Linked DNA regions of Homo sapiens: all the other regions are linked to region 2. Evidence: chromatin contacts called from ENCODE Hi-C or POLR2A ChIA-PET data. All regions are on one chromosome and are shown on one strand. The core of a region is the stretch at or near the end of the contact, and the rest is flanking DNA. Distances in the headings are between cores, read along the strand shown.

The links. Hi-C counts contacts between places; a loop is a spot of excess contacts on that map. ChIA-PET counts read pairs that join two places held with the same protein, here RNA polymerase II (POLR2A). Pooled maps may share reads with other maps.
Region 1: a loop to region 2 is called in a pooled map, with 3 times the contacts of the local background. The contact joins the promoter of GRN here to the promoter of ETV4 in region 2. A Hi-C loop is called at or near these places in 1 of 50 pooled maps. POLR2A ChIA-PET finds 5 or more read pairs at or near these places in 2 of 52 experiments (H1 and WTC11).
Region 3: a pooled map shows a loop between it and region 2 (5-fold over the local background). The contact joins the promoter of RND2 here to the promoter of ETV4 in region 2. A Hi-C loop is called at or near these places in 1 of 168 maps with a recorded cell type or tissue (breast epithelium) and 3 of 50 pooled maps. POLR2A ChIA-PET finds 5 or more read pairs at or near these places in 3 of 52 experiments (B cell, HEK293 and WTC11).
Region 4: a pooled map shows a loop between it and region 2 (4-fold over the local background). The contact joins the promoter of COA3 here to the promoter of ETV4 in region 2. A Hi-C loop is called at or near these places in 1 of 50 pooled maps. POLR2A ChIA-PET finds 5 or more read pairs at or near these places in 2 of 52 experiments (K562 and PC-9).
Region 5: a loop to region 2 is called in a pooled map, with 6 times the contacts of the local background. The contact joins the promoter of LSM12 here to the promoter of ETV4 in region 2. A Hi-C loop is called at or near these places in 1 of 37 single-sample maps with no recorded cell type and 7 of 50 pooled maps. POLR2A ChIA-PET finds 5 or more read pairs at or near these places in 1 of 52 experiments (Caco-2).

Annotation. Positions count from the first base shown.
Region 1 is chr17:44,341,325-44,346,808 of GRCh38, forward strand. It overlaps GRN (granulin precursor), which reads left to right and starts at 3,978. Exons shown (of 13, transcript NM_002087.4): 1 at 3,978-4,010. RefSeq lists enhancers at 2,024-2,949, 4,101-4,250.
Region 2 is chr17:43,542,989-43,548,550 of GRCh38, forward strand. ETV4 (ETS variant transcription factor 4) reads right to left here and starts at 3,352. Exons shown (of 13, transcript NM_001079675.5): 1 at 3,197-3,352; 2 at 2,570-2,680; 3 at 2,286-2,379; 4 at 1,987-2,034. The coding sequence starts at 2,629. It also overlaps a transcript of DHX8 not described here. RefSeq lists enhancers at 1,941-2,718, 2,719-3,496, 3,618-3,777 and silencers at 2,548-2,607, 2,648-2,697, 3,148-3,267, 3,318-3,457, 3,478-3,527.
Region 3 is chr17:43,020,867-43,026,868 of GRCh38, forward strand. It overlaps RND2 (Rho family GTPase 2), which reads left to right and starts at 4,365. Exons shown (of 5, transcript NM_005440.5): 1 at 4,365-4,583; 2 at 5,094-5,181. The coding sequence starts at 4,482. VAT1 (vesicle amine transport 1) reads right to left here and starts at 1,519. Exons shown (of 6, transcript NM_006373.4): 1 at 1,070-1,519. The coding sequence starts at 1,456. RefSeq lists a silencer at 4,189-4,328.
Region 4 is chr17:42,796,596-42,802,296 of GRCh38, forward strand. It overlaps COA3 (cytochrome c oxidase assembly factor 3), which reads right to left and starts at 2,109. Exons shown (of 2, transcript NM_001040431.3): 1 at 1,873-2,109; 2 at 1,030-1,572. The coding sequence starts at 2,086. The coding sequence ends at 1,466. CNTD1 (cyclin N-terminal domain containing 1) reads left to right here and starts at 2,266. Exons shown (of 7, transcript NM_173478.3): 1 at 2,266-2,641. The coding sequence starts at 2,473. WNK4 (WNK lysine deficient protein kinase 4) reads left to right here. Exons shown (of 19, transcript NM_032387.5): 19 at 91-471. The coding sequence ends at 93. RefSeq lists enhancers at 1,792-1,861, 2,002-2,051, 2,072-2,121.
Region 5 is chr17:44,063,583-44,069,306 of GRCh38, forward strand. It overlaps LSM12 (LSM12 homolog), which reads right to left and starts at 3,089. Exons shown (of 5, transcript NM_001371445.1): 1 at 2,882-3,089; 2 at 219-352. The coding sequence starts at 3,005. RefSeq lists silencers at 2,622-2,761, 3,052-3,171 and an enhancer at 5,568-5,724.

The DNA.
Region 1 (5,484 bases), core at 2,728-5,227, 800 kb after region 2:
AAAACAGAAAGACGGGCCTCGCCGAACTAGAGGGAATTCTCCTGCAGGCTACCCTCAGACTTAACCATCAGCTCTCCTGGGTCGCCAGCCCACCAGCTCACACTAAAGGCTTAGGATGGTTATGATAAGAAAGACAGATGATAACAGAAGTTAACCATGGATGAGGCTAAAGAGAAATTGAAACCCTCATACATCGCTGGTGGGAATGTAAAATAGTGCAGCTGCTTTGGAAAACAGGCTGGTAGTTACACAAAAGGCTAAACAGAATTATTATGTAATCCACTAATTCTACTCCTAGGTATATACCCAAGAGAAATGAAAACATGTCCACACAAAAACTTGTATGGGCCGGGCGTGGTGGCTCACTCCTGTAATCCCAGCCCTTTGGGAGGCTGAAGTGGGAGGATCCCTGGAGTTCAGGAGTTTGAGACTAGCTGACCAACATGGCAAGACCCTGTCTCTACAAAAACCACACAAAAATTAGCTGGACATGGTGATAAGCACCTGTAGTCCCAGCTACTTGGGAGGCGGAGGTGGGAGGATTACTTGAGCCCAGGAGGCAGAGGTTGCAGTGAGCAGAGATGACACCACTGCACTCCAACCTGGGTAACAGAGCAATACCCTGTCTCAAAAAAAAAAAAAAAAATGCTGGGGGGATGATGAAGATAGGCACAGTGGCTCAAGCCTGTAATCTGTAATCTCAGCATTTTGGGAGGCTGAGGCAGCAGGATCACTTGAGGCCAGGAGCTTGAGACCAGACTAGGCAACATATTAAGACAAAAAAATACAAAATATAGCTGGGAGTGGTGGCATGTGTCTGTATTCCCAGCTACTCAGGAGGCTGAGGTGGGAGGGTCTGAGGCTGCAGTACAAGGTGGCACCACTGTAATCCAGCTTGGGCGGCAGAGGAAGGCTCTGTCTCAAAAACAAAGAAACAAACAAAAATGGGCCACGCGTGGTGGCTCACGCCTGTAATCCCAGCAGTCTGGGAGATTGAGGTGGGTGGATCACTTGAGGTCAGGAGTTCGAGACCAGCCTGGTCAACATGGCGGAACCCTGTCTCTACTAAAATACAAAAATTAGCTGGGCATCATGGCACATGCTTGTAATCCCAGCTATCCGGGAGGCTGAGACAGGAGAATTGCTTGAACCCAGGAGGCAGAGGTTGCAGTGAGCCAAGATCGTGCCACTGCACTCCAGCTTGAGTGTTGGAGTGAGACTCTGTCTCAAACAAATGAAAAGAAACAAACAAAAAAGAAATGAGATACTGATACCTGCTATGTGATAAGCTTTGAAAACATTATGCTAAGTGAAAGAAGCCAGTTGCAGATCACATATTATAAAATTTCATTTATATGGAATATCCAAATCTATAGAGGTAGAAAGTAGATCAGTGGTTGCCTAGGGTTAGGGAGGGTGACTGCTAAAGGACATAAGGCTGCCTTCTGTGGTGATAAAAATGGTCTTAAACTGATTGTAATGATGCTGCATAACTCTCTTAAGACACTAAAAACCATTGAGTTGTACACTTTAATTTTTTTGTGTTGGCGGGGGTGGATGGAGTCTCGCTCTGTTGTCCAGGCTGGAATGCAGTGGCACGATCTCGGTTTACTGCAACCTCTGCATCCCGGGTTCAAGCGATTCTCCTGCCTCGGCCTCCTGAGTAGGGAATTACAGACCTCGTTATCGTGGCACCTTACCCTTCTGATGTTAAAAAAAAAAAAAAAAAGAGCGAGAGAGAGAGAGAGAAACATTTGTGAAGTAGGTTGTTGAGTCTCAGCACTATTGACCTTTTGGGCAGGATACTTCTTTGTTGTGGGGGATTGTTCTGTGTGTCGTGTGATGTTTAGTGGGATTGCTGGCCCTTACCTACCAGATGCCAGTGTCCCTCCACCCTGAGTTGTGACAACCCAGATTGTCTCCAGACACTCCTAAATGTCCCTGGCCGGCAAAATTGCCGCTGCTCAAGAATCACGGCTTTGACGATTAGACTTTGTGATATTTGTTTCAGTCTGTTTAGGTTTTTTTTCTTCTACCTGTATTTTTTTCTGGTTCTGGGTGGTTGTAATTAGTAGGTTATTGATCGATTCACCTAACATTTCATGAAAGTTTCATGTGTGTGTGTGTTTCAATAGAAGCATAAACTATACTCCCTAGTCTCAAGATACACAGGAAGGAAAATAAGCACAAATGTGTCACCAGGGCACAGACTAGTACTAGGTCCTCAGCAGGCCAGGTGTCTTATCCGCTGTCTGGGTCTGCTCTAGCTCCAGGCTTAGAACCCCTGCCACACGACTCCACAGCTCGGTTGGCACCCTTTCCCTCCTCCGACTTCTGCTGCCTCGAGCTTGGTTAGCCATCCCCCTGCCCCTGCCTCATCCTCAGCTCCAGTTCCTTGCTCAGGCTGCAGCAGTCTCCATCCCCTGTGCAGACACTGCCGTTCCTCCACGGCCCAGTATCAGGCTTTCCCTGGGCCTCTCCTCTCTCCTGGCCCATCTCCCATCATCCATCTCTGCCTGGCCCAGGCCCTTTGGCACCAAGCAGGCTGACTCTTGTCACTGGCTAATCTGTTCTGTGGTACATTTTCTCTCCTCACCCTCCCATATCAATTCCTCGAAGGCAGGGCCGATCTGGAGACTAGGAAGCCACTTCTCTTTCGACAGCCCCCACCACAGCCCAGCCCGTGCCAGGCACCCAGCAGCTCCTGAAGCCCACTGGCATTGAACATGGCATTCAATCCCTGCCAAGCCTGCCCTTCCCATCTGGTTTCCCAGGGCTCTTCCCAACACCTCCTCCTCCACCTGCCAGTTAAAATCTTCCCAGACTCAGCTCAAGGAGATGCTCCTAAGGTGGAATGAAATCTCTTCTTCCCCACCTGGAGACAATCTACTTCCTCTCCCTACACCTGGCAACTGGCGCACAACCTTGTATCTTAAATTAGATTCAGCCTGAGACTGTCTCCCACCAATCCCTGCTCCCTGTCCTGCTGAGCACCTTGAGGAAAGGGCTTTGGGGCTGTTTATCTTTGTCCTGGAAACCATCCTTCAACTCACTCTGGGGCCTGCCTAGCATGTCAACCGAGTTTGGAGAATAGGGCAGAATAGGGCAGGACAGGACAGGACAAGACAGGGCAGGATAGGATAGGAGCGAGCCAGCTCAGTAGCTCACATTTGTAATCCCAGCGCCTTGGGGGGCTGCGGTAGGAGAATCGCTTTGGGAGCAGGAGTTGCAGGCCGCAGTGAGCTATGATCAGCTTGGGCGACTGAGCGAGACCCTGTCTCTAAAACAAACACACAAGTCCGGGCGCGGTGGCTCATGCCTGTAATCTTAGCACTTTGGGAGGCCGAGGTGGGCGGATCACGAGGTCAAGAAATCGAGACCATCCTGGCCAACATGGTGAAACCCCGTCTCTACTAAAAATACAAAAATTAGCTGGGCGTGGTGGTGCGCGCCTGTAGTCCCAGCTACTCGGGAGGCTGAGGCAGGAGAATCGCTTGAACCCGGGAGGCAGAGGTTGCAGTGAGCCGAGATCGTGCCACTGCACTCCAGCCTGGCGACAGAGTGAGACTCCGTCTCAGAACAAACAAACAAAAGGATAGAAAGGCGAGCACAAATATTCCCAATTCATAACACTCCCTCGCACTGTCAATGCCCCAGACACGCGCTATCATCTCTAGCAAACTCCCCCAGGCGCCTGCAGGATGGGTTAAGGAAGGCGACGAGCACCAGCTGCCCTGCTGAGGCTGTCCCGACGTCACATGATTCTCCAATCACATGATCCCTAGAAATGGGGTGTGGGGCGAGAGGAAGCAGGGAGGAGAGTGATTTGAGTAGAAAAGAAACACAGCATTCCAGGCTGGCCCCACCTCTATATTGATAAGTAGCCAATGGGAGCGGGTAGCCCTGATCCCTGGCCAATGGAAACTGAGGTAGGCGGGTCATCGCGCTGGGGTCTGTAGTCTGAGCGCTACCCGGTTGCTGCTGCCCAAGGACCGCGGAGTCGGACGCAGGTAGGAGAGCGGCCGCGCAGACCTCTCGCCTGCTCCTGCCCAGGGGCCCGCCAGGGCCATGTGAGCTTGAGGTTCCCCTGGAGTCTCAGCCGGAGACAACAGAAGAACCGCTTACTGAAACTCCTTGGGGGTTCTGATACACTAGGGGGAGTTTTATGGGAAAGAGGAAGCAGTAATTGCAGTGACGCCCCGTTAGAAGGGGCTTTCTACCTCCCCAGCATTCCCCCAAAGCAGGGACCACACCATTCTTGACCCAGCTCCACCCCTGTCGGTAGGTGCTGGCTTCTTCCCCTCTCCTGGTGGTGGTGGGTGGTTCCCGCGGCGGCCTGGAGCCGGAGGGGCGCGCGACCCTGGGCTGGGAGCTCCGAGGGCCTGGGAACGAGACCTGAGACCTTGGCTTCTCGAAGGTAGTAGGGACTTGGGAGTGGTGACTGAACCTGGTCTGGCTCCTCCTTACTTCCTCTTGTTGCGGGTGGGACGAGCTAGCTTCCGCCTCTCCCAGCCACTTTTTCCTGCTCATTTGCAGCTAGGTTGGCTCCCCTTTTGGGAATTTCCTCTCCCCTTGGCACTCGGAGTTGGGGGGTGCCACCTAGTGGAAGATAACGGAGCTAGGGTCTTGAAGAGGCTGCTGTCCCCTCTGGCTGTTTTGGCGGTGTAGGGTGGCATGAGAGACTGCGACTCGCCTCCTCATCCCTGTTTCTGTATGCGAGTGCTTGTATTCAGTAGAAGCATACACTATACTCCCTCAATTTAGGGTAAACAGGAGGGGCCACATGCACAGGTAATTCACCAGGGAGCCGAACACTCCTGTGCAGACAGACTCCCCTTCCCAGCAAGCCATGGCAGCGGACAGCCTGCTGAGAACACCCAGGAAGCAGGCGGTGCCAGCTGCAGGTGCTTTGCCTGGGAGCTGTGGGGCTGAGGAGAGGGTCCACTGTCCAGGACCAGTGAACTTCATCCTTATCTGTCCAGGAGGTGGCCTCTTGGGGATGCTGAGTTAGGGGAGGGGCACTTGAGGAAAGCCAGGTGGAGCAGAGAGGATGTGAGTGACTGGGTGGGTGAGATTTCCTGCCCCTCCCCCCGCAGTGGTATCCACACCTAGACTCGTGGGGTAACTGAGGCACAGACAGAGAGCAACTTCTCAGGCCCTCACAGTTGGCAATTCTAGGATTAGGACCCAAGTGCGATTTTCAGGCAGTCCCTGTACCCTGTTTCTGTTGTACCTGTTGCACCATTCCCAGGCACTGCCCATCGTGCCACTAGTGATATGAACCCAGGTCCAATACGCTCTGGGGCCATCAAAGCCTGACGTCACCATGACCTGATGTGTGACGTGTTATAGGTGTCCCTTGGTATCTTCACGGAACTGGTTCCAGGACCCCAAAATCTGTGGGTGCTCAAGCCCCTGAGATAAAATGGTGTAATATTTGCATATAACCTATACATACTTTAAATCATTTCTAGATTACTTATA
Region 2 (5,562 bases), core at 2,102-4,601:
AGAGGAGGCTGGGGTGGTGTTGGGATGGTGCAGGGGGACAGGGCCCCGGCAGCTGCATCTGTCTCCGCAGAGAAAGTGAGAAGGAGCGATCGGCCTCAGCATCCCCCCCTCAGACCTGGCCATCCATCACCAGCTGGGAACCTGAGCTGCTCCCTCAGAAGGAAGGAGAGGGAACCAAGGAGATCCCAGCGCCCACCCCCCTCACCTCCGCCTTGCAATCCCCACCCCACCTCCCCACCCACTGGATTTAAATGTACAGGGCAGCAGCATGTAACTAACACACACACACTCTCTCTCTCTCTCTCTCTCACACACACACTTGCTGTCACACCGACACTGACACAGACAGACATTTGTACCCTCTCCAGACCCCTGGCCAAGGGGTGGGACTTCCAAGGTAGAGAGATGAGAGCATTTTCCTCCCCCTCCCATCTCAAACCCAGGCACAGATGGACCAGCTGCTGCCAAAATGCCAACCTCAGCCCACCCCTAGCTCACAGCCCTAGGAGCTGCCCACTGTGGGGACTCTCAGCTGACAGGCAAGGAATGAAGCCCGGTGAGCCAGAGAGAAATCAGGCACTGGGAAAGGAAGTCTTTGAGAGCCCACGGAAACTGACACCTCTGCATTCTTCAGCTCTAGCCCAGCTCCAGAACCTCAGAAGAAGGATGGGGAGACGGGGCAAAGCTCTGCCTGTAAATTGGAGCTGGGCATGCAGGACTTGCAGGGTCGGGGATGATGCACACAATACCCTCAGAACCTCCAGATCCCTCCAGCACTCACACAGCCATTCAGCCATTATTTCCACAAAATGTCTTGAGTGCTTGCTCTATGCTAAATAGTCATTCTGTCAACATATATATTTTTAGAATATCATAGTGGGCAAGACAGACCTAGTCTCACTCCAAGGATCTAGTCAGGGGTCATTTTCTTTTTACTCCGAGCTTCTATGGAGAGTTCCAGGGTAGTTGGATTTGAGCTTTAAAAAAATTAGATACCCAGGGTGGAGGGATGAGGAGATCCTAAGGAAAATACCTCAAAAAGACCTCAAAAAAGGAGTTCCTAGTGTTTTGGCTTCTTCATTTTCATAGTGTTAAAATAAACCCTAAGATGGGGGTAGTTAACCCTTCCCTCTCAGAGACTGTCTAAACCACCATTTTCCCTCCCACCTGCAGCCCCACCAGCGACACCCTCAGGCCCCACCAAAACGCACTGAAGAATCCAACCAGGAAACCTCCTGAACACACCACTTCCCCATCAGACCCAGCCACGGACCCAGCCACGGACCCCACCCCAGCCAGCTCACAGCTAACTCCCCAGCACACAGGAAGGGGGGAATTTGCCTGGAGGCAGAGGTATTCAAGCGGGATGGAAGAGGGAGGAACACTTGCTATTAGAATTACAATCAAGGCTATTTGGGGAGGGAGCCCTGGGCTCTCTGTGCCAAAGGACTGCCGAAAAGAATTATTTAAACTTTTGTTGTTCTTTTGGCTTGGACAGTAAATTGTTTGGTGCTGGGGGTTGGGAAGAAGAGAAACCCAGGGGATAAGAATCAATGCTTGGGCAACTCTGGAGGATGAGTGACAAATTAATTTCTCCCCCCACCCCCCACCAACAACACCCCAACATGCACCTTGGCCTGGCGGCTTCTGCAAAACAAACTTTACAAATGAAAATTTCAACCAGGAAAATGGGCCTGGGGCCAAGTTCCATTCAAATAAGCAAATACCCCACACAATGGTCTGATTCATCCTCAAGCCTAGTTACACAAGCCTGGCTCAGGGTAGAGAAAATAAATATCAATATAAGTGTCCACGCTGGGTGCTGGGGTGAGTAGAGTGGCAAGGGACCTGGGGAGAGGGCCTTGGAGAACTCCTTGAGGCAGGGAAGGGAGAGGAGAAGTGTAGGGCTTAGGGTGGAATACCAGGGGCTACGGAGTGTCCCCCTGTCCAGCCTCCCAAAATAGAAAAGGTCACAAAACTACTCACCTTCAGCGAGCCACGTCTCCTGGAAGTGACTTAGATCCTGGAAGAGATCTGAGGGGTAAATAGTGGAATTGGAGGTGAGGTGGAGGGGACGGTAAGAGAGAAGGGGCCCTAGCAAGACCCGGTGACTCCCCTGCCTTGGGAGTAGGGACCGAGAAGAATGACCAAAATCCCTTGGAGGGCGAGTTTTTTGGGGAAACAGGCGGGGGTTCCAGAATCGGCCGTGTGTGTGTGTGTGTGTGTGTGTGTGTGTGTGTGTGTGTGGCGGAGGAGGGTCGCGGTTTGTCTCTCTTGCTCTTTACCTTCAGAGTCGAGGGGCGGCAGGGAGCCCGGGTCCATGAGCTTCCCCAGCGGGCCGATCAGCGCTTCGCGCAAGCTCCCATTTCCGGGCGATTTCTGCGAGAAGCGGGGAGAATGCCCGCGAGTCACCCTGAGGCGCTTAGTCTGGGGGACGAGGTTGGGGTCCTCGGGTGACTCAGGGGCGGGGCAGCCCAGGACTCCGCTGGGACTGCGGGGAGGGGGGCTGTGGTGAGAGTAGGGGCTGGGTGCGGGGCGGGGCGGGCGTGGAGGCCGGCGCGGCGCTCACGCTGCTGAAGGTGTAGGGCACTTGCTGGTCCAAGTATCCGGCTTTCATCCTCCGCTCCATCCGGCCGCTCCCTCCGGCCGCACGGCCGGGGCCCCAAGCGGGGGCCGAGACCTGGTGGGGGAGGGGGCTGCGTTCGCACACCGTCCAGGGAGGGCTGCGATGGGGGCGGGGAGGGGGCAGTCCCAAGGCTCTGGGTCCGACGGCGAAACTTCTCCGACTCACTGGGGCGATGGCGAGGTTTCCGCCTGCCAGGCCGAGCGCCACCACCACTCCCCTCCCGCCAAAGGCCAAAGGAGGTCCCACCTGCTCCCAGGAGCCGGGCTCGCCGTTTCTGCTTTCTGCAGCCCTGCTTTACCCGGGCTCGGTTACATAAGAACGTGTGTGTGTGTGTGTGTGTGTGTGTGTGTGTGTGTGTGTGTGTGTACGCGCGCGCGCGCGGAGGAGCAGGCGAAGCGCACACCATCGCATGCCCACAACTCCCGCGCCCCCTCCAACCCTGAATCCCAGCACCTCCCACCCCCGCCCTGGAATCTGCGGAGGCGGGTGGTGAGAGTGAGTGTGGTGTGCATTGGAGGCGAGGCGGGGAATCACAGACACTCTCCCTCCCTTTCCCTCCCGCAGCCTCACCTGAGGCCGGGGCGTCTGGGCTGGAGCCGCGGGGGGTCCCGAGCATGCCCTGGAGCCCGCACCGAGGGCCGCGGGGCTAGGCCGGAGTAAGGCGGCCCCGGCCCCGGGTCCCCAGCGCACCGACTTGTTTTTCGGGCGCAGCAGACAGTTGTGAGCCCGGGGGAGCAGCTGATTGGTGCATTTCCTTCGCTCGGCCTCAGCTCTCCACCCCCCGCCCCGCCACACCGCCCCCCGTTTCCCTTTGTTTCATTGACTTTTGTGAATGGAACCCCAGGGCTGGGCACGCCCGCCAATCCGGAGAGTCGTCCGGCCTGGCCGGGGGGCGGAGTTTCCCAGCCGCGGGGGCCAATCAGAATGTAGGGGTTGGCTCCCGGCTTCATTCAGTGCTCCGGCTCCCATTCATAAAAAAATAAAACTCGCGGCTGGAGTTCATTCATAAAGAACCGAGAGAAAAAGAGAGAAGCCGAGGACCCCGCGGCTTCTTCACCGTCTCGCCACGGTCTTGGGTCTGATGCGCCGCGTGCTCCTCCGGCTGGCGTCTGCACACGTCTCTGCATCTGCGTGTACGTGGGAGTATGAACATGTCTGTGTGCGCCCAGGAGGGAGGCGACCGGGCTTGTGTGCCCAGAGGAACAATAATAACTAGCATTTATGAAGCGCTCCGCTTCCACGTGCTCATTTCGTTCCCATAACCCGGCGAAATGGATCGTTTGTATCTTACAGATATTAAAAATGAAACTCAGAGAGGGATGGTAACTCTCCTGAGGTCACTCAGCTAGTCAGCACCTCTGGGGTTTACAGCCTCAAATCCCTCACACTCTCCTGTACACCCCTCTGAAGCCATGATTAAATGAGTTAAGCTATGTGACAACTGATACACAGTAGGTGATCAATAAATGTAAACTGGCACAGAATCCAGGCTTTTCCTCAAGGGTCTGTTCTCTGCAGAGCTGTTTTGTGACCCACTTTCTACTGATTGCAGCAGAAACCAGAAGCCCCAGGGTAGATGATTTCCGAAAGTGTAGCTCCCTCTCAGCCATCTTCCCTCTTATCTGAGAGCCAGCAAAAGGAGCAAAAGCCCCAAAGGTTCTGATGATCTGGAGGCAGGATGGGTTTCAGTTTTAGCTAAGAAGCTGGTCATAGTCTCTGTCATCTCATCCATTCACCACTTCTTTCAATAAACATTTATCGTGTCAGATACAGTGCTGGGTTCCAGGCAAGCAGCTATGTCCAAGACAGACATCTGAGGGGACCTGGGGTGCTTGGGCTGTGGCCATGGGGGCACAAAGGACATGAATCCTCAAAGGCCTTTTTGCTGAGACAATTCTCTATGTCTCCAGCCTATGCACTCCTTTGAGGACAGCCTGATTTTTTATCCTGCCTGTTTGTGATAAACACAAAAGAATGTTCAAATGCCAGGCCAGCAGGAGTGGCTTCCCAAATTCATCTAACCTAACACCCGCCACTTTACAGATGAGGCAGTGGAGTTTCAGAGAAGGAAATGACACATGTAAGCTCTTTGGGCCTGTCTGGCCAGAACTAAGGCTAAAACATACAATTGCTGTTTAGTGTTCATAAGGGCTCATTCCATGAGATCTGCTTGTGCAAATGGAAGTAAACTTCCCTTTCTATAGGTGCTGTAATATTCTATAAGGCTCATGTCTATTGTCCCTCTCCTCCAGGAAGCCTTCCATGATAGCCTGAATCAGTTCCTTTAGCCATATACAACATTCTTGACTATATCTCTGGTGTGGATGTTTTTCATCCTGCCTCATGGTATAGACATCCTTATCTATGGAGAGCTCTCCAGAGCTCATTTGCCTCTGAAAGTCCTCCTCAGCCTGTTAGCATGCTTATGAGGGTGGCATGAAATGCTTGTGTAGTGAATAGGTACAATAAAGACCAAATTAATTGAGCTTAGCAGGAACCCTGCCCAAGGAAGGAGAAACAAGCCCAAGCAAATCCCAGCTTTGGGCTGGATGGAACCAGTTTAGAGACAAGTGTGAGTTCTGGCCAAGAGAAGTGGAGAGGAGGACAGAGGGCTCTTCCTGGAAGGCAGCTTTGATGTGGTCTCCATGACAACGAAGAAGAGTCCAGTAGGTCTTTAAGTTGGTACTGGGCACTTCAGTAGGATGGGACCTCTCTAGGGATGCCAGTGCCCCTCTGGTTCTGAGTTTTTTTGTTTTTGTTTTTGAGACAGAGTTTCACTCTTGTTGCCCACACTGGAGTGCAAAGGTGCAATCTCGGCTCACTGCAACCTCCGCCTCCCGGGTTCAAGCGATTCTCCTGCCTCAGCCTCCCGAGCAGCTGGGATTACAGGTGCCCGCCACCATACCTGGCTAATTTTTTGTATTTTTAATACAGAC
Region 3 (6,002 bases), core at 3,115-5,614, 520 kb before region 2:
CTCCGTCTAAAAAAAAAAAAAAAAAAAAAGAAAAAGAAAAAAAAAAGAAACCTCTAAACAAATGGCGTGCTGAGGCCTCATCCCAGGTCTCTCAAAAAGCTGATCATTTTGAGCTCTCTGGTGTCCAGGGTTGTGGCCAAGATTAATGATAAATGAGAAGGAGAAACAGGCCTGCAGACTTGGCCAACCAGTTCAAGGCGCCGCACCTCTCCGTTCCAGTCCAAACCCCTGGCACTGGGGTTTCTGAAGTGGGGGTCCTCTGCAGGAGGAAGGCAGAGGTGGGTCCCCCCTTCCACTCCCCGCCCCAGGCATTCCCAAGGGCAGCCCCGGGTCGTGGCCCGAAGGCTGAGGGCTGAGTCACAGGAGGAGGAGATACTGCAGTCACGGGAGACACAGAGCCCAAGACAAAGATCGGATGACCCAATCCCGCCTCCCCCACCCCAAAATCAGATCGGCGGTGTAAGGCTGGTGGCGGTGGGGTAGCAAAGGCTCTCTCTCCTCCGTGATGGGCGTGTCTCGTCTCTTTGGCCTTGCTTTGGGAGGGGCCGCCTCACACCCCCACAGACCACGGGGCTGCATGTGACCAGGACTCTGGCACGGCCGCTGTGCCCCCGCCCAACCCCGACGACATAGCCCCTCAAGCTCCCTCGGGGAAAGGGGGCACTAACCGTCACTCATAGTCACAGACCACAATTACCCAGAGAGTGTTTGGTGGGTAGGGGTACAGGTGTGGTTTTAATGGGGGGGGGGGGGGGGGGTGGGGACGGTAGTGTGGTTGTGCGCATGCGCATGGGCACCTTATTGTTTTCCCCCCCACCAGCACAGCTTCTGGGCGGCGGCCACAACTAAAAATGGTTGGGGAAGGGGCGATAATTTCGTCTCCCCTCCCCACATAAATGCCGCTCTCCAGGAGCCCCCAAACACAAGTTCCTTGGCTACGCTTTCCACGCTCGTGCACCCAGGTCCGCGCCAGTTTCTCCCGCCCTGCCACACCCCCGGCGCTCGCCCACTCGTGCCCCACTGCCCAGTGGCCTGCGCAGCCCTGCCCTGCCCTACGCAACCCGCTCACCTTGCGGTCGCTGACTCCCTCGCCCACTGCGATCACAACACCCGCGCCCTCCATGCCCGGAGTGACAGGCAGAGGCGGGAGACGGTCGTACAGCCCCTGCCTAGCCATGAGGTCTGCGAAGTTGAGCCCGCAGGCCCGCAGACGCAGCGTCAGCTGGCCGGGCCCAGGGGCCGGGGGCGCTGCCGGCCGGCTCTGCAGCTTCACCTTGTCGTAGCCTCCAAAGCCGGTGAGCACTAGGCAGCGCAGCAGTGGCGGCGAGGCGGCGGCGGCGGCGGCCCCTTCGGAGGCCGCGGGATGCTGGGGGTCGCTCGCTGCCTCGGTTTTCGGAGGCGGCGAAGAGGCGTCTTCCCCGGTCGCTGCCTCGGCTACCTCTCTCTCGTCGGACATGGCTGGGACTCCCGACGAGAGCGCACAGCTGGATGGAGAGTGCACAGCTGGGGAAGGCGGAACGCGTCGGGAAGAGCCGCGGCTGCGGGATCCAGCGGGAGGGGCGGGGCGCCGGGCGAGGCGGGGCCTCGCGCTCAGCCTTAAAGGGCCAGGGCCATAGTGGCGCAAGCTGGGAGAGCACGAAAAGGGGCACCAGGAACGTCTGTGCTCTTGGGATCAAGCCGACTGTGATTTATTTATTCATAGTAAACCTTATTCAAATTAAAAACTATTTTAAGGGATAGGCCTGGCGCGGTGGCTCACGCCTGTAATCCCAGCACTTTGGGAGGCCGAGGCTGGTGGATCATTTGAGGTCAGGAGTTCAAGACCAGCCTGGCCAACATGGTGAAACCCCCGTCTTTACTAAAAATAAAAAAGTTAGCCGGGCGGTAGTGGCGCGCGCCTGTAATCTCAGCTACTTGGGAGGCTGAGGCAGAGGAATCGCTTGAGCCTGGGAGGCGGAGGTGAGCCGAGATCGCGCCACTACACTCCAGTCTGGGCAACAGAGTGAGACCCTGTTAAAAAAAAAAAAAAAAAGGGCCGGGCGGCGTGGCTCACGCCTGTAATCCCAACACTTTGGGAGGCCGAGGCGGGTGGGTGGATCACCTGAGGTCAGGAATTCGAGACCAGCCTGACCAGTATGGTGAAACCCCAGCTCTACTAAAACTACAAAAATTAGCCAGGCATGGTGGCAGGTGCCTATAGTCCCAGCTACTAGGGAGGCGGAGGCTGGAGAATTGCTTGAACCCAGGAGGCGGAGGTTGCAGTTAGCCAAGATCATGCCGCTGCACTCCAGCCTGGGCTACAGAGGGAGACTCCATCTCGAAAAAAAAAAAGGCCGGGCGCGGTGTCTCACGCCTGTAATCCCAGCACTTTGGGAGGCCGAGGCGGGCAGATTACGAGGTCAGGAGATTCACCTGGCTAACACGGTGAAACCCCGTCTCTACTAAAAAATACAAAAAATTAGCCAGGCGTGGTGGCAGGCGCCTGTAGTCCCAGCTACCTGGGAGGCTGAGGCAGGAGAATGGCATGAACCCAGGAGGCAGAGCTTGCAGTGAGTCGAGATCGCGCCACTGCACTCCAGCCTGGGCTACAGAGCGAGACTCCGTCTCAAAAAAAAAAAAAAAAAGTTAAGGAACAGTCCCAAAACTTGAACTTACATCAGATTTGGAGTTAACTCATATCAGATTTGGAGTCAGCCACCTGTGGACTGGAGTCCAACTACATTGTGTCTCAGGCTCTGACATCTAACCCAGGCAGGGATGAGACTTAATTCACTGTGGTCTTGCAGTGGCAAAGTAGAAGCATGGAGACCAAGCCTTTAAAACTTTCTGACTTTGGTGTTAACGTTCTGTTCCTCATTTTCCCTTCTGTAACATAGTGATGATGCTGCGTGCTCTAGTTATATTTATATTTTTATTTTTTTGATACAGGGTCTCACTCTGTCACCCAGGCTGAGCGAGGTGGGGCGATCACAGCTCCCTACAGCCTCAAACTCCCGGCTTCAAGCAATCCTCCCACCTCAGCCTCCTGAATAGCTGGGACCACAGGCATGTGTCACCACGCCCGGCTAACTTTATGTTTTACTGCTCTTTGCAGAGCAGGGCTACCCCATAGGCAGCGTGCCTAGAGTGGCCAAACCTAGCTAAGTTTTGATTTTTTTTTCTAGAGAGAGGGTCTCGCTAATGTTGCCCAGGATGGCCTCAAACTCCTGCACGCAAGCAAGCCTTGGCCTCCCAAAGTGCTGAGTTTACAGGCGTGAGCCACCGCGCCCAGCTTCTAGTTATCTTTACAGAATTATTTGCAGCATATATTATTGACTCGAATTGCCTCGATATAAAAAAGCACTTTTTTTTTTTCGAAACTCTATTGCACAAGCTGGAGTGCAGTGAGGCAATCTCGGCTCACTGCAAGCTCCGCCTCCCGGGTTCACGCCATTCTCCTGCCTCAGCCTCCTGAGTAGCTGGGATTACAGGCGCCCACCGTGCGGGTTTCACCGTGTTAGCCAGGATGATAGTCTCGATCTCCTGACCTCTTGATCCGCCCGCCTCGGCCTCCCAAAGTGCTGGTATTACAGGCGTGAGCCACCGCGCCCGGCCTATTGTCAGACTCTTAATCAAGCCTGACTTTTGGGTTTAGCTCTGGCTCCAGCAGAGCAACTCTGGCGGTTGGTTCTTTCTCTTCCTTATCTCCTTGTCCCCAAGCATCCACCAGAGGACGCAGCTCCCCCAAAACTTTCCACCCAGTGCTTGGCTGGAGGAACTCAGTCCACGCTTCTCTGCTAGTCTAGGCCGGCGGTTAAGTCAATGTAACCGGAGACCCGGCTGCCCGTTGCCATGGGGACGGAAAGCTATGATGTCACCACCGTCCGGGTGGGTGTGCTGGGGTTCACCCTCCCATTTCCCCAAGACCCCCTGCCAGGACATAGGCGGACGCGGGAGAGAAAACCAAAGAGGCTCCCTCCTTCCCCTTAGCATCTCTCTCCCGCCGTGTTCAGGAAGTGGATGGCTGCCCCAGCTCTTGTCCGCACTGGTACACCTGCGTGCACGCGTGGGTACACAGCAGGCCCGAGCTTCGCGCTTGTGCCGCTCATATTCTACCCCTAAGAACTTCGCTTGAACTCTGACCTGCCCTTATATCCGAGAAAGTCAAATAAGCCCAGTTCGGCCTGTCCCAAACCGGCAGGGGCCCCTCAGACCACACCGGCGGGCTGGACCCCGGCTCTGAGGCCTCTGTTCCCAGGGCTCCGCCCAGATCTTCTGGGCCCCGCCCCCCGGCTGCGGGGGTGGGAGGAGGGGCCGGGGGGGCGCGGCCGCCTGGCTGGGGGCGGGGCGGAGGGGGGGCCGCGGACCCGGGGCGGGGGCTCGGCGCGGGCCCGCGAGATGCCGGTGTTGGCGGCCCGAGCGGCTGCAGTTGCAGGGGCGGGGGAGGCGGCGGCGGGGCCCGGGAGAGGGGTGGCGTGGGGGACCGGCGCGTAGCCGGGACCATGGAGGGGCAGAGCGGCCGCTGCAAGATCGTGGTGGTGGGAGACGCAGAGTGCGGCAAGACGGCGCTGCTGCAGGTGTTCGCCAAGGACGCCTATCCCGGGGTGAGGGACCTGCGTCTTGGGAGGGGGACGCTAAGGCTGCTGGGGGGTGGGTGACAGGGGCCCTGGCGACGGATGGGAATGGGTACTCGGGTAACCAGGGACAAGAGACAGGGGGTCGGAGGACGCGGGGAGGCCTTGAGGGCTCAGGAAGGACTGCAGAGGATTGGGGTGGGAGGAATTAGGGAGCAGGGTGAGATAGATGGGGTTTGGGAGAACCAGAGCATCCGGGAGGGAGGGCGAGGGGAATGTCGGAGGTCCTGGGCAATGGAGAGGGGAAGAACTAGGGGGCTGAAGGGACCAGAAGGGAACAGGAGGAGGTCTGGGAGCTTAGCAGAGATTCTCCGGGGGGGGGGGGGGGGGGGCAGGAGCTCCCGGGATCTCCCCTTTGCCCAATCCCAGACCAACTTGTGTCCAGGGGCTGGGCTGGACGGGGTGTGGGAGTGAGGAGGGCATTTATCTGGGGTGAGGACTTGGAGAGATGATCTCATCTGGATCCATCCGTGTCTGCAGAGTTATGTCCCCACCGTGTTTGAGAACTACACTGCGAGCTTTGAGATCGACAAGCGCCGCATTGAGCTCAACATGTGGGACACTTCAGGTAGCCAAGTCCCTGGGGGTCACCCTGACTTCCAAGGCGGCCCACTCTGTCCCCTCCCTTGGTTAGACCCTTAGGTTCCAGGTAAGCCCAGCCCATCCATCCAATTCCAACAGGAAGGGAAAAATCAATATTCTGCTAAAATCCAGGGAAACTGAGGTAGAACTTGCAGAGCCTGACAGAAACCATGTCCTGAAGGAGAAAGCCTAGGATCTGAGCCCCTCAGCTGGGTCCTGCCTACCTGGGAAAGTTGGGAAGGAATGGCTTTTAATTTGGAACATGTTCCTTCAGAGATAAGACTGGGTTTAGAAAAGACATTTAGAGGCCAGGCACGGTGGCTCACGCCTGTAATCCTAGCACTTTGGGAGGCTGGGGTGGGGGGATCACCTGAGGTCAGGAGTTTGAGACCAGCCTGGCCAACATGGTTGAAACTCCGTCTCTACTAAAAATACAAAAATTAATCGGGCGTGTGGCACGTGCCTGTAATCTCAGCTACCAGGAGGCTGAGGCAAGAGAATCGCTGGAACCTGGGAGGCGGAGGCTGCAGTGAGCCGAGATCATGCCGCTGCACTCCAGCCTGAGCGATAGAGCGAGACTCCATCTCAAAAAATAAAAAAGCAGAAAAGACATTTAGAATGTCTTGAGTGAGGGGTGGTCAGGAGGCTGTTTCTCTCCATTGAACTAGATAAATCTGAGGTCAAGTCCCAGGAGAATGGGAGAGTGCTCTCCCTGCCACTGCTCTTTTCCTCCTCCCAACATAAGGAGGGTTTTTATTTTTACAAGAGTTCCCTTCAGGGCTTTAGACTGCCAAAGCCCAGAAAGCA
Region 4 (5,701 bases), core at 859-3,358, 750 kb before region 2:
GGAGGGAGAGCCCAGGGAATGGTACCTGGCTGCAGCTTCGCCTTCCTCCCACCTTGGAGGTTTCTTCATCACTTTTTCTTTTCCCTCCAGTGAATTCAGAACAGAAGCCATGTATCTCCCCCACACCAGGGCCCACCATGGAGCTTGTGTTCTCAGAATCTGATGCTTTCTGATCAACAAAACTGAGCAAGGAAGATCCCAACACTGAAGGGGTAGAAGGCCAGGGGGGCATGGAGAGTGCAGCTCCATTATAGTGAAGAGCCAAACATATGTGAACTGTTTGCTGTGTGGAGGTGTTAGTTCTGCTGCCTACCATCTTCATCTCTAGCACCTCCCCTGCCAAGAGTCAACCACTAAGCAATCCCACCCAAGCCTGGATGCTTCTAGAGGGGCCCACTCCCAGCTGGGAGAGTGTAGGGGATATGCTCACACCACATTAGCAGCAACCAATAAAAATGCTGGAAACAAGAACGCCGTGAATCCATATGCCATGCCTTAGGAATTGGGGGAGCAAAGACTTGTGGGGTGAGGCAGGGGAGGATTTAAAAGGGACTTTCTTTTCACAATGGGAGGCAGGGGTGGAAGCTGCCCAGCCCTCTGGCTTCCTGCCATCAGTTAATGAGGAAACTGCAAGGTCAGTGATCCACTTGACTAAGTTAGGATCCCCTCCAGACCCCACCCTAGACCTGTATAGGCAGGTACCAGGGAAAGTTAAAAGAATGAAGACTGCTTGTCTTTCACCCTTCATCCACCTCTCTCTCCCTCCCTCTCTCTGGGGATGGGAAAAGCAGTAGAGTTACAGTATGTTCTTGTGGGTAGAGGACAGAAGAGTGACCTTCCTTCCCCTAAGACGTGGGTTCAGTCTCAAACTGCCCAGTGATCTCTCCCTTAAATCAGGTGGAAAGATCTCATGGAAAAAGTAATTCTAGTTAAACATTTACAGCTCCCTGGGGCAATGCCACCACTGCAGCTACTGCTTGTGAAGCTTTCCAGCATGAAGTGCCATATGCTGCCTCTCAGCCTCCATACTCACTTGACTCCAGGAGAATGACTCAGTTTATTATTCTCAATTTGACCCTATGTATCCCACTGTAGGCTCAAACACTGCACAGAGCTGCCACGTCTAACCTCGTAACAACTGCGTCCCTGGAAGGTGAAGGGGGTAAACCACAAAGTCAGAAACTTTGGGAAAAGCCACGGTCGCATGCACACCTCTCAAACAAGGAAACAAACTACAAGAAAGGGCTCAGTCATTGTACACAGCAAGTGTGCAGTGGGCAAAGTTCTGTTCTTTTGACATTGGCCAAATGCGTAAGTCCCTGGTTTCTTGGGCTCAATCACGGTCCAAGGTTAGTAAGAAGGCCAACAATGTTGTGAGCAGGATTCAATTTCTACAGGGTCATGGGGCATCATCCACCATGTGAAGGGGCTCCAGCAGGTTGGACATGATCAATACCCATCCAGATTAGGACCCTGACGCCCTTGCCAGAGCTCGGGCTCGGGCAGCTTTGGCCTCGTCTTCTAGCTCATCTAGGAAACGCTCCTGGGAAATCGAGTAGAAGGTGTAACCATCTGGGGAGGTAGGTTCAGGAAACCACACAGAATATGCACATTCCCCTTTCCTAGATTTGCTCTACCACTCTTGTTACTCTCCCAAATCAGTGATTCCGGCTTCCCGCCGCTGCTGTTTCTAAACCCTGAACCCCAATTCCGTTATTATTAATAAATCAAATTAAAAGAGTACCTTAGGAATAACAAAGGAAAGTACTACCCATTTTACCCCAAAATTAAACGGGTGGTTCAGCCCTCTTGCACACTCTGTTCCCCTGCCCCTATATGCGGTCCCCTTGAGTCTACAACACGGACGGATACAAATAGCCAACACCAGGGCCCCGATGCCTAGGCCGGTCACGATGTTCCGGGTTCGCCGCCGTGGTAGGACCTTCTGCCACTGGGCAAGCTCCGCCTGCCGCATGGAATGCAGTTGCTCGGGTGTCAGCTTCTCCCGAGTCGGGTCGATACGCTGAGCGAACGGGGCCTCTCCACGCTTAGAATCCAGAGGGTCACCAGCTCCCGAAGACGCCATGTTGCCACTCCTCCCTTCGCGGTGCCGCCGCGCGGGCCTCGCTGGGAACAGTAGCCCTTGGCCGCTGCAGTGGACTCTGGGAGTTGTAGTCCGCGTGCCCTTTGCGGGGCAGAGCCGCGGTTCCCGGGCACAGGGGATGGACGCGGGAGGTGAGAAGCGGACGTGCTTTCTGATTGGCTGAGGAGTCCGTGGCCGTTGGGGCGGGAAAAAGCTGTGGAGGGTTCGAGGCTGTGGTGGTAATTGGGTTTTCCTCAGACTTGAGGCGACGACACACTCATTGGAAGGGGACGAGGAATCCAGGGTGTGGCAGAAGACTGGAGAGGAGCTAAGGGGGTCGGTATGTGGATCCAGTGAACCCGTCCAGGTGCCCCAAGAGGCTCGTGAATATGGACGGACCCATGAGGCCACGATCGGCCTCCCTCGTTGACTTTCAGTTTGGAGTTGTCGCCACAGAGACGATTGAAGACGCCCTGCTTCACTTGGCCCAGCAGAATGAGCAAGCAGTGAGGGAGGCTTCGGGGCGGCTGGGCCGCTTCAGGGAGCCCCAGATCGTGGGTGCGGCTGCAGGGCCGGGGTGCTGGGTTCTTGGGAGACTGGGGCTTGTGTCTTTCAGGCACCGACCTTGAGATTCCGTTGATTTTATTCATTCAGAGAATGTTTGCTAACACCTCTCTGTGGGGTGCTGGGGATATAGTGATGGATAAGTCACAACAGTGCCCTCCCCTTGATTTCTTCGACATGTATGGAATACTTGAGTGGCACCGCTTGGCTAGAAAGATGAAATAGAGGGCCAGGCATGGTGGCTTACACCTGTAATCCCAGCACTTTGGGAGGCTGAGGTGGGAGGTTCACCTGAGGTCAGGAGTTCGAGACCAGCCTGACCAACATGGTGAAATCCTGTCTCTACTAAAAGTACAAAAATTAGCCAGGACTGGTGGCGCGCACCTCTAATCCCAGCTACTCGGGAGGTTGAGACAGGAGAACTGTTTGAACCCAGGAGGCGGAAGTTGCAGTGAGCCGAAATCGTGCCATTGCACTTCAGCCTAGACGACAAGAATGAAACTCCGTCTCAAAAAAAAAAAAAAAAAAAAAAAAAAAAAAAGGCTGGGCGCGGTGGCTCACGCCTGTAATCCCAGCATTTTGGGAGGCTGAGGCGGGCAGATCACGAGGTCAGGAGATCGAGACCATCCTGGCTAACATGGTGAAACCCCGTCTCTACTAAAAATACAAAAAAAAGCCGGGTGTGGTGGCGGGCGCCTGTAGTCCCAGCTACTCCGGAGGCTGAGGGAGGAGAATGGCATGAACCCGGGAGGCGGAGCTTGCAGTGAGCTGAGATGGCGCCACTACACTCCAGCCTGAGTGACGGGTGACAGAGCGAGACTCTGTCTAAAAAAAAAAAAAAAAAAAAAGAGAAAAGAAAGATGAAATAGAGATAGAGGTCTTGCCTTCAAACCATGTGCAATTTGGGGGAGATATTAGAACAAATATGCAATGACTAGGTACTATGGTTAGATAAGAGACGTCAGAGAGAAATAAAACAAGCGTTTATGGGGGTTGAGAGGAGCGATGGGGTAATAGGAAGAATTCAGGGGATGGCCCAGGCATCGGGACATTTCAGGCAGACCTTGAAGGAAGGAGGACATTGGGTTGGTGAAGGGGGAGGAAGGAGACAGTGTTTCTACCAAAAAGAGGTAGCATGAGTAAAGCTATGGAAATGGGGTGCTTAGGGTGCATGTGGGTACAGTGTAGTCCATGTTGGCCAGTGCATGTGGAAGAATAGTTGAAATTAATACTGGAAAGGTAGTTTGGAGACATTCCATGTGGAAGTTTGAATGCCAAGGGGAAGAGTTTATCCTTGGTTTGGTAGGAAACCAAGAAGACATTGAAGGTTTTTAAATAAGGGAGTGAAGGTTTTAAAATAAGGGATACGATGGTAACCCTGCCTTAGTAAACATTATTTTGGCAGTGATGTAAAGGAGGTAAAGGATGGATTAAACCAGAGGGAGATGGGATGTAGGCAGACAGGTAGAGTCAATGTCAGTAGGCTAGGTGATAGGGCAGAGGGAATAACAAGGGAGGGTGGATTAAAAACATTCTAGAGGCAAAGTCTAGGGTTCTGCTGTGGATAAATTTAGGAAGTGAAGGAGGAAAACGTGACTATGCTAAACGGTTGAGCCTGGAAGACTGGAAGTATAGTGGTCATTAAAAGAAACACACAGACACGGCCGGGCACGGTGGCTCACGCCTGTATTCCCAACACTTTGAGAGGCTGAGGCGGGTGGATCACGAGGTCAGGGGTTCGAGACCAGCCTGGCCAACATAGTGAAACCCTGTCTCTATTAAAAACACAAAAATTAGCTGGGCATGGTGGCAGGCACCTGTAGTCCCAGCTACTCGGGAGGCCGAGGCAGGGGAATGGCTTGAACCTGGGAGGCGGAGGTTGCAGTGAGCCAAGATTGTGCCACTGCGCTCCAGCCTAGGCCACAGAGCAAGACTCTGTCTCCCAAAAAAAAAAAAAACAACAACAAAAAAAAACAACACAAAAAACACAGACACACTACATAAATAAAGCAGGAGGAAAAGTGACTTTTGTTTGGGAAAGATAATAATGGCTTTGGAGCCTGGCCAACATGGTGAAACCCCATCTCTACTAAAAATACAAAAATTAGCCAGGCATGGTGGCAGGTACCTGTAATCCCAGCTACTTGGGAGGCTGAGGCAGGAGAATGGCTGGAACCCGGGAGGCAGAGGTTGCAGTGAGCCAAGATCACGCCATTGCATTCCAGCCTGGGTAACAGAGTGAGACCTTGTCTCAAAAAAAAAAAAAAAATATATATATATATATATATATATATATATATATATAATATATGTGTGTGTGTGTGTGTGTGTGTGTGTGTGTATAATAGCTTTAGTTTTGGATCTGCTGAGTTTAAGGTGTTTGCAGAACATCTAAAAGAAGTGTTCTTGTAGACTATTCAAAGAGTAGGTTAGAAGAGAGGTCAGAAATGGAGATCAAGGTTTTCAAGTTATCTTCACAATGATATTGTTGAAACTGTGGCAGAGGATAAGCTCCTAGAAGGAGAAAAGAAAAGCAGGTCAAGGACAGTTCCTTGGGAAAACACTTTGTGTTCAGGGAATTGGAGTAAGAAGACTTGTGAAGGAAATAAAAGGAGGAGATAGGAACAGAACCAAGGGACTTTTGGCAGCCAAGAGGAGACTTTGAAAAGGATAATGGTCAGAAGTTTCAGATGCTTTAGGGATATCAACAGAACTAAAGATTGCAAAAAGCCATGATATTTAACAATTTGGACATATTTACTGTCCTCTGAGAATCATTTCAGCAAGTTAGGAAAGGTAGAAGCCAACAGATAGAAAATTAGGAAGTGAACGATGAAGTGGAAGCAGTGGGTGTGTAAGCCAGGCTTTCAAGTAATTCAACAGCGAGGCTGAGATGGGAGGATTGCTTGAGCCCAGGAGTTTGAGACCAGCCTGGGCAACATAGGACAATCCCGTCTATTTATTATTTATTTATTTATTTATTTAAAAAAAAATTCAACAGTGATGGGAAAGAGAGAGGTTAAAAGGGGAGGGTCTTTTAGTTAATAGCAGATC
Region 5 (5,724 bases), core at 1,839-4,338, 520 kb after region 2:
CTCAACTTATTTGGGAGTTAAGCTACTTCTTAAGATCTACTGATAACATCCAGGAATAAAGAGAAAAACTAAACCTACATTTTTTAAAAAGATATCAGAACAAACAATTTTAAGTCAATTTTAAAAAATAAAAAATAGACAACAATGTATCACTAAGACTCAATGAGACTCATCTTTCCCACCATTTTAGAGAGCCAGATCTGCCCTTGAGTCCTTACCTTACTAACATTGAGTGAAGCTAGGGGAGGAGGGGTTTCTGTTCGGTCATTAATTATTTCCACTTCTGAAACATACTGTAAGTTTATGAGCAAGATGTCTGCATGGTTGGGCTTTCCACTGGAAGAGGGACATTCTGGTGAGAAAAAAAAAAGTTAAGGAAAAATAGGACAAGCAGAGGCACTGACACATCCCAAAAGGGGCATAGAAAACACGATTCACACAAGGCTTGTAAAAGGCAGGCCAGGAGCATGAGGGCCTTATAAGAATCACGGTTCTCCTCAGGAAATCTCTGCCTGTCACCTTCCTCCTGCCCAAATCCTTGGAAGCTTCCAAAGGAGTTCTGTCACTTTCTCTCTACTGGCTTTATGGAGAGGCATAATGCAGATTTAATGCGTTTGTCTTGAACCTATGAGCCAGACAAAAGAGCTAGACCTTTCTGTTCTTCGTATAATACTCTCTGTGTCTGCACAGTATTCTTTTTACTCTTTCAGATGTGAGCTTTCCCATTTTGCAGAGGAGAAAACTACACACTGGAAAGGAAATTCACCCAAGGTGACCCAGCCAGTTAATCCATTCATTCATTCACAAACTCATTCTCCAACCATTTAAGAGCCTACTGTATGTCAAGTAAAAGTTGAGTAATTCAGCCAGGCTCACGTGATGGCTCACGCCTGTAATCTCAACACTTTGGGAGGCTGAGGCGGGCAGATTACTTGAGGTCAGGAGTTCAAGACCAGCCTGGCCAAAGTGGCAAAACCCCGTCACTACCAAAAAAAAAAAAATTAGCCGGGTGTGGTGGCACATGCCTGTAATCCCAGCTACTCTGGAGCCTGAGGCAGGAGAATCACTTGAACACGGGAGGCGGAGGTTGCAGTGAGCCGAGATGGTGCCACTGCACTCCAGCCTAGGTGACAGAGCGAGACTCCGTCTCAAAAAAAAAAAAAAAAAAGTAATTCCTAGTTACAAGACCCTTCCAACTAAACCACTAATGTAAAAGGTCTTATTTCTTCCAGGTGTAACCTCTTATTTTTTTAAAAAAGCAACTATTCTTAGGCCGCGCGGTGGCTCACGCTGGTAATCCCAGCACTCTGGGAGGCCGAGGCGGGTGGATCACGAGGTCAGGAGATCGAGACCATCTTGGCTAACACGGTGAAACCCCGTCTCTACTAAAAATACAAAAAATTAGCCGGGCACGGTGGCGTATGCCTGCAATCCCAGCTACTCGGGAGGCTGAGGCAGAAGAATCGCTTGAATCCGGGAGACGGAAGTTGCAGTAAGCCGAAATCACGCCATTGCACTCCAGCCTGGGCAATAAGAGTGAAACTCCGTCTCAAAAAACACAACAAAAAAAAAAGCCGGGCGGTGGCTCAGGCCTGTAATCCCAGCACTTTGGGAGGCTGAAGCCAGCGGATCACGAGGTCAGAAGTTCGAGACCATCCTGGCCAACATGGTGATACCCCATCTCTGTTAAAAAAAAACATATACAAAAATTAGCTGGGCGTGGTGGCGCGTGCCCGTAATCCCAGCTACTCCGGAGGCTGAGGCAGGAGAATCGCTCGAACCAGGGAGTCGGAGGTTGCAGTGAGCCGAGATTGCGCCACCGCACTCCATCCTAGCGACAGAGCGAGACTCCATCTTAAAAAAAAAAAAAAAAAAAAGATGCCATAAAAAATTACTCCTCCAAAAAAAAATTCCAATAAACCCACCTGTGGCTCACATAAAAAGGGAAGCCGTGGCACATTTATCCCAACAAGGAAGTGTTTCATTTCCAAGACTGAGTTTCCTGGAGTAATTCAGAAGTCACTTCCACCCCAAAGAAGCAGGCCACCTTTTCCAATCAGTTTAACATTGCTACTTTCAAAAGGGAGGCTGCTACTACGTAAAAGGACTCCATGTGCTGGACTGATCAAGGCAGCATGAGAACTTCACTCTTTCACCTGTAACTCACACATCCCCAAACCACATAAGCCCCTGGCAAGCCCTCTCTGGAACAGGTTTCCAGTGCAAACATCCCCTAAACAGCAACTTCCAAATGACCGAGAAGCCTAAAAATCAGCACAGCCCCCCCACCACACATACACACGCATCAGCGAAACAAGCCACTATCCCTAGCTCAGATACAAACTCTGCCCTGAACTTACTCTCCCCCAAAACAGGCAAGGACCAATTTGGTCACCATCCCACCGCCCTTCCTTGGACGAAATCCCATCAGTGCACATGCCCTCCTAAATTCCATACCTTTGCCCTACCAGCAGTTCCTTACCCTAAACACCCCTCCCCATAATATTTCACCCGCCCCTCCTTTCCATCCGGGCTCCAATCCATCAGCCCCCTCCCACCACCACCCCCTCTCCTAATTACTGTGTCCCCTCTCATAACGTTCCCCCCAAAAAGCCATCCCCGTGTCAAGCCCTCCTCCACCCACTGATCCTCGGTAAAGCCCCAGCTCCCGCAAAGAGAGAGAGACAGGATCCCCAAAGCTGACCGAAGGGCCCGCGGGAGGGGGAGGGGAGCTCAGGGCCGTGCGCATGCGCCCCGGGCGCCGCGGTAGCCGGTCGCCCCTAGGCCCGGAGAGAGCCCCAGCCGCCGCCGTCGTCCCCCACCCCCCGACCACCGCACCTACACGCCGGCCCGGACTCGGGCTTCACGCAGGGAAGGATACTTAAAGCCAGCATTTTGGATTGGTAGTCAAAGGCTACCACCTCGCCCTGCAGCCGCTGCTCCTGGCACGTCCGGCACGACACCTGGCTCCCAACGCTGAAGTACTCGCCCGGAGGAGCCGCCATCTTGGGAGTGCAGCCGCGGCCGGCGGCGGCGGCGGCAGCAGCGGGCGAAAGCCGGGCCCCCAGTGAGCGCCGCGACGCGACGGCGCGCACGGAGCGTGCTTGCGTCACACGCCGGGGCGTGGCCTGGCGCTGGTTGGGGCGGGATCCTAGGTGGAGTGGGAAAGAAGAGGAAATAAAGGGGAATCTGAAAAGTATTTGTATAGCTGCGTCCGCTCGGTTAAGTGCTTGTAGAGTCCATTTTAGAAGTTAAGGATAAATGACCTACGTGGAATGAAAAGGGGAAAGAGGAGGGAGCTGCAGTCTCCATTATATGCACACCTTCCACACAAGAGTTTAATGAATGAATTTTATAAAATATGTTAACCCCATTTTGCATATGAGGAATCAGAGCCTCAGAGGACTTAACGATACTTGGACAAGATGATTATAAGGCTGGGAGCGGTGGCTCACGCCTGTAATCCCAGCACTTTGGGAGGCCGAGGCGGGTGGATCACCTGAGGTCAGGGGTTCGAGACCAGCCTGGCCAACATGGTGAAACCCCGTCTCTACTAAAAATACAAAAATTAGCCGGGTACGGTGGCGCGTGCCTGTAATCCCAGCTACTAGGGGGACTGAGGCTGGAGGATCTCTTGAACCTGGAAGGCGGAGGTTGCACTGAGCCAAGATTGTGCCACTGCACTCTAGCCTGGGCAACAGAGCGAGACTCTGTCTCAAAACAAACAAACAAACAAAAAAAGATGATTATAACTACTGAGTGATAGTGGAAAGAACATTGGCTGTGGAGTTAGATAAGCTGGAACCAGAATCCGAGGTCAGCCTCTTACTAAATCACCTGACCTTGAGCAAGCAAATTACCTGATCCTGTTTCTTCATAGGCATTTGTATTGTCACTTCTTGAGCATCTAACAGCCCTTTGAGGTAGGAATCAATGTCCTCCTTTTACATAAACTAAGTTTTAGACTAAACTTGTCCACGGTTCCACAACTAGCAAAAACAGTCTGCCTATTTCCAAGGACGGTGCTATTTACTGCTATACTCTGTTACATAATAATACCTACCTCATAGTTAGGAGGTTTAAATGCGGTAACGGGTATAAGTGCATGGCATGTACTAGGTCTTTAATAAATGGTAGTTCCCCCTTAGTCACCCATCACTCTTAGAAGTCAAGACACTTCCCCTTCTCCCTTTTTGCCCTCTCTCCCAGAAAGCCAGGCAAAAGGCAGGAATGAGGAGCAGCGGATAGTGACAAAAAGGGGCTTGGAGGAGGGGTTTTGCGCCCCTGCCCTTGAATGTCCGTCTGATGTACAAAACAGTCGTTTTCTTAATCTTATGCAAAGGACTATGAGCGTGCATTTTCAAGCCCTACTACCACCAATGGCTGTCGCTAACCCACCCACCGCTCACTATAGAAATTTTGGATCCTCGCTTCATGTATAAGAAACAGGTTGACCTTTCTCTAGTCCAGAGGGAAGCAAAGGGCCAGTCTTGGCGCGGCTTAACCTGAACAAAGTTCAAAAGTATTTCCTTGCCCTCCAAGAAACATAAACTTCCTGGTGTTGGAAGTATTGATACACTCATTATAATAGGAATAAAAATTCTGCTCCTTCATAGTGTGCTTTTTCAGAGAACTTTTTTTTTTTTTTTTTTGAGATAGAGCCTCGCTCTGTCACCCAGACTGGAGTGCAGTGGCGCCATCTTGGCTCACTGCAACCCGCACCTCCCAGGTTCAAGCGATTCTCCTGCCTCAGCTTCCGGAGTAGCTGGAATTACAGGCACGAGCCACCATGCCCGGCTAATTTTTGTACTTTTAGTACAGATGGGGTTTCACCATGTTGGCCAGGCTGGTCTCAAACTCCTGGGCTCAAGCAATCTTCCCGCCTCGGCTGGCCTCTCAAAGTGCTGGGATTACGGGCGTGAGCCATGTGGCCGGCCTCAGAGAACTTTCATGCCTCTCATCCTTGTTCTGGCCCCCATAATAAATCATACATAATTGCCATTCCAGTTTTCCACTTTTTATATGGAATCGTGATTATAGGTTTTCATATAAGACTTCTAGGAGCCATTAGGAAAGGCCTTCTTGGAGGAAGTGAAAAATCTCTACTGAGACCTGAAGGATTGGCAAGGAAAAAGAGTGGCCATGTTCCAGGCAGAGGGAACTGCACGGGCCAGGACCCCTAAGAGGAGAGAACTTGGTGATTTCAAGGAATGTATAGGTCAGAAATATTACAAAGCGGAGTGTGGGAGTAGGCTGCTTAAGGTTGAGGGCAAACCTCAAAGACTCGGTAAACAATGTAGGCTTTCTCTTCGGCAATTAAAAACTTCCTGGTATTGTCCGGGCACAGTGGCTCACGCCTGTAATCCCAGCACTTTGGGAGACCGAGGCGGGCGGATCACGAGGTCATGAGATCAAGACCATCCTGGCTAACATGGTGAAACCCCGTCTCTACTAAAAATACTAAAAATTAGCCAGGTGTGGTGGTGGGTGCCTGTAGTGCCAGCTACTTGGGAGGCTGAGGCAGGAGAATGGCGTGAACCCAGGAGGCAGAGGTTGCAGTGAGCTGAGATCGCGCCACTGCACTCCATCCTGGGGGACAGAGCGAGACTCCGTCTCAAAAAAAAAAAAACTTCCTGGTGTTGGAGGTATTGGTATAATCATTGTAATAGGAATAAAAATTCTGTTCACTACAAAGGCAATAAACGAAGATTTATATCCAGCTTC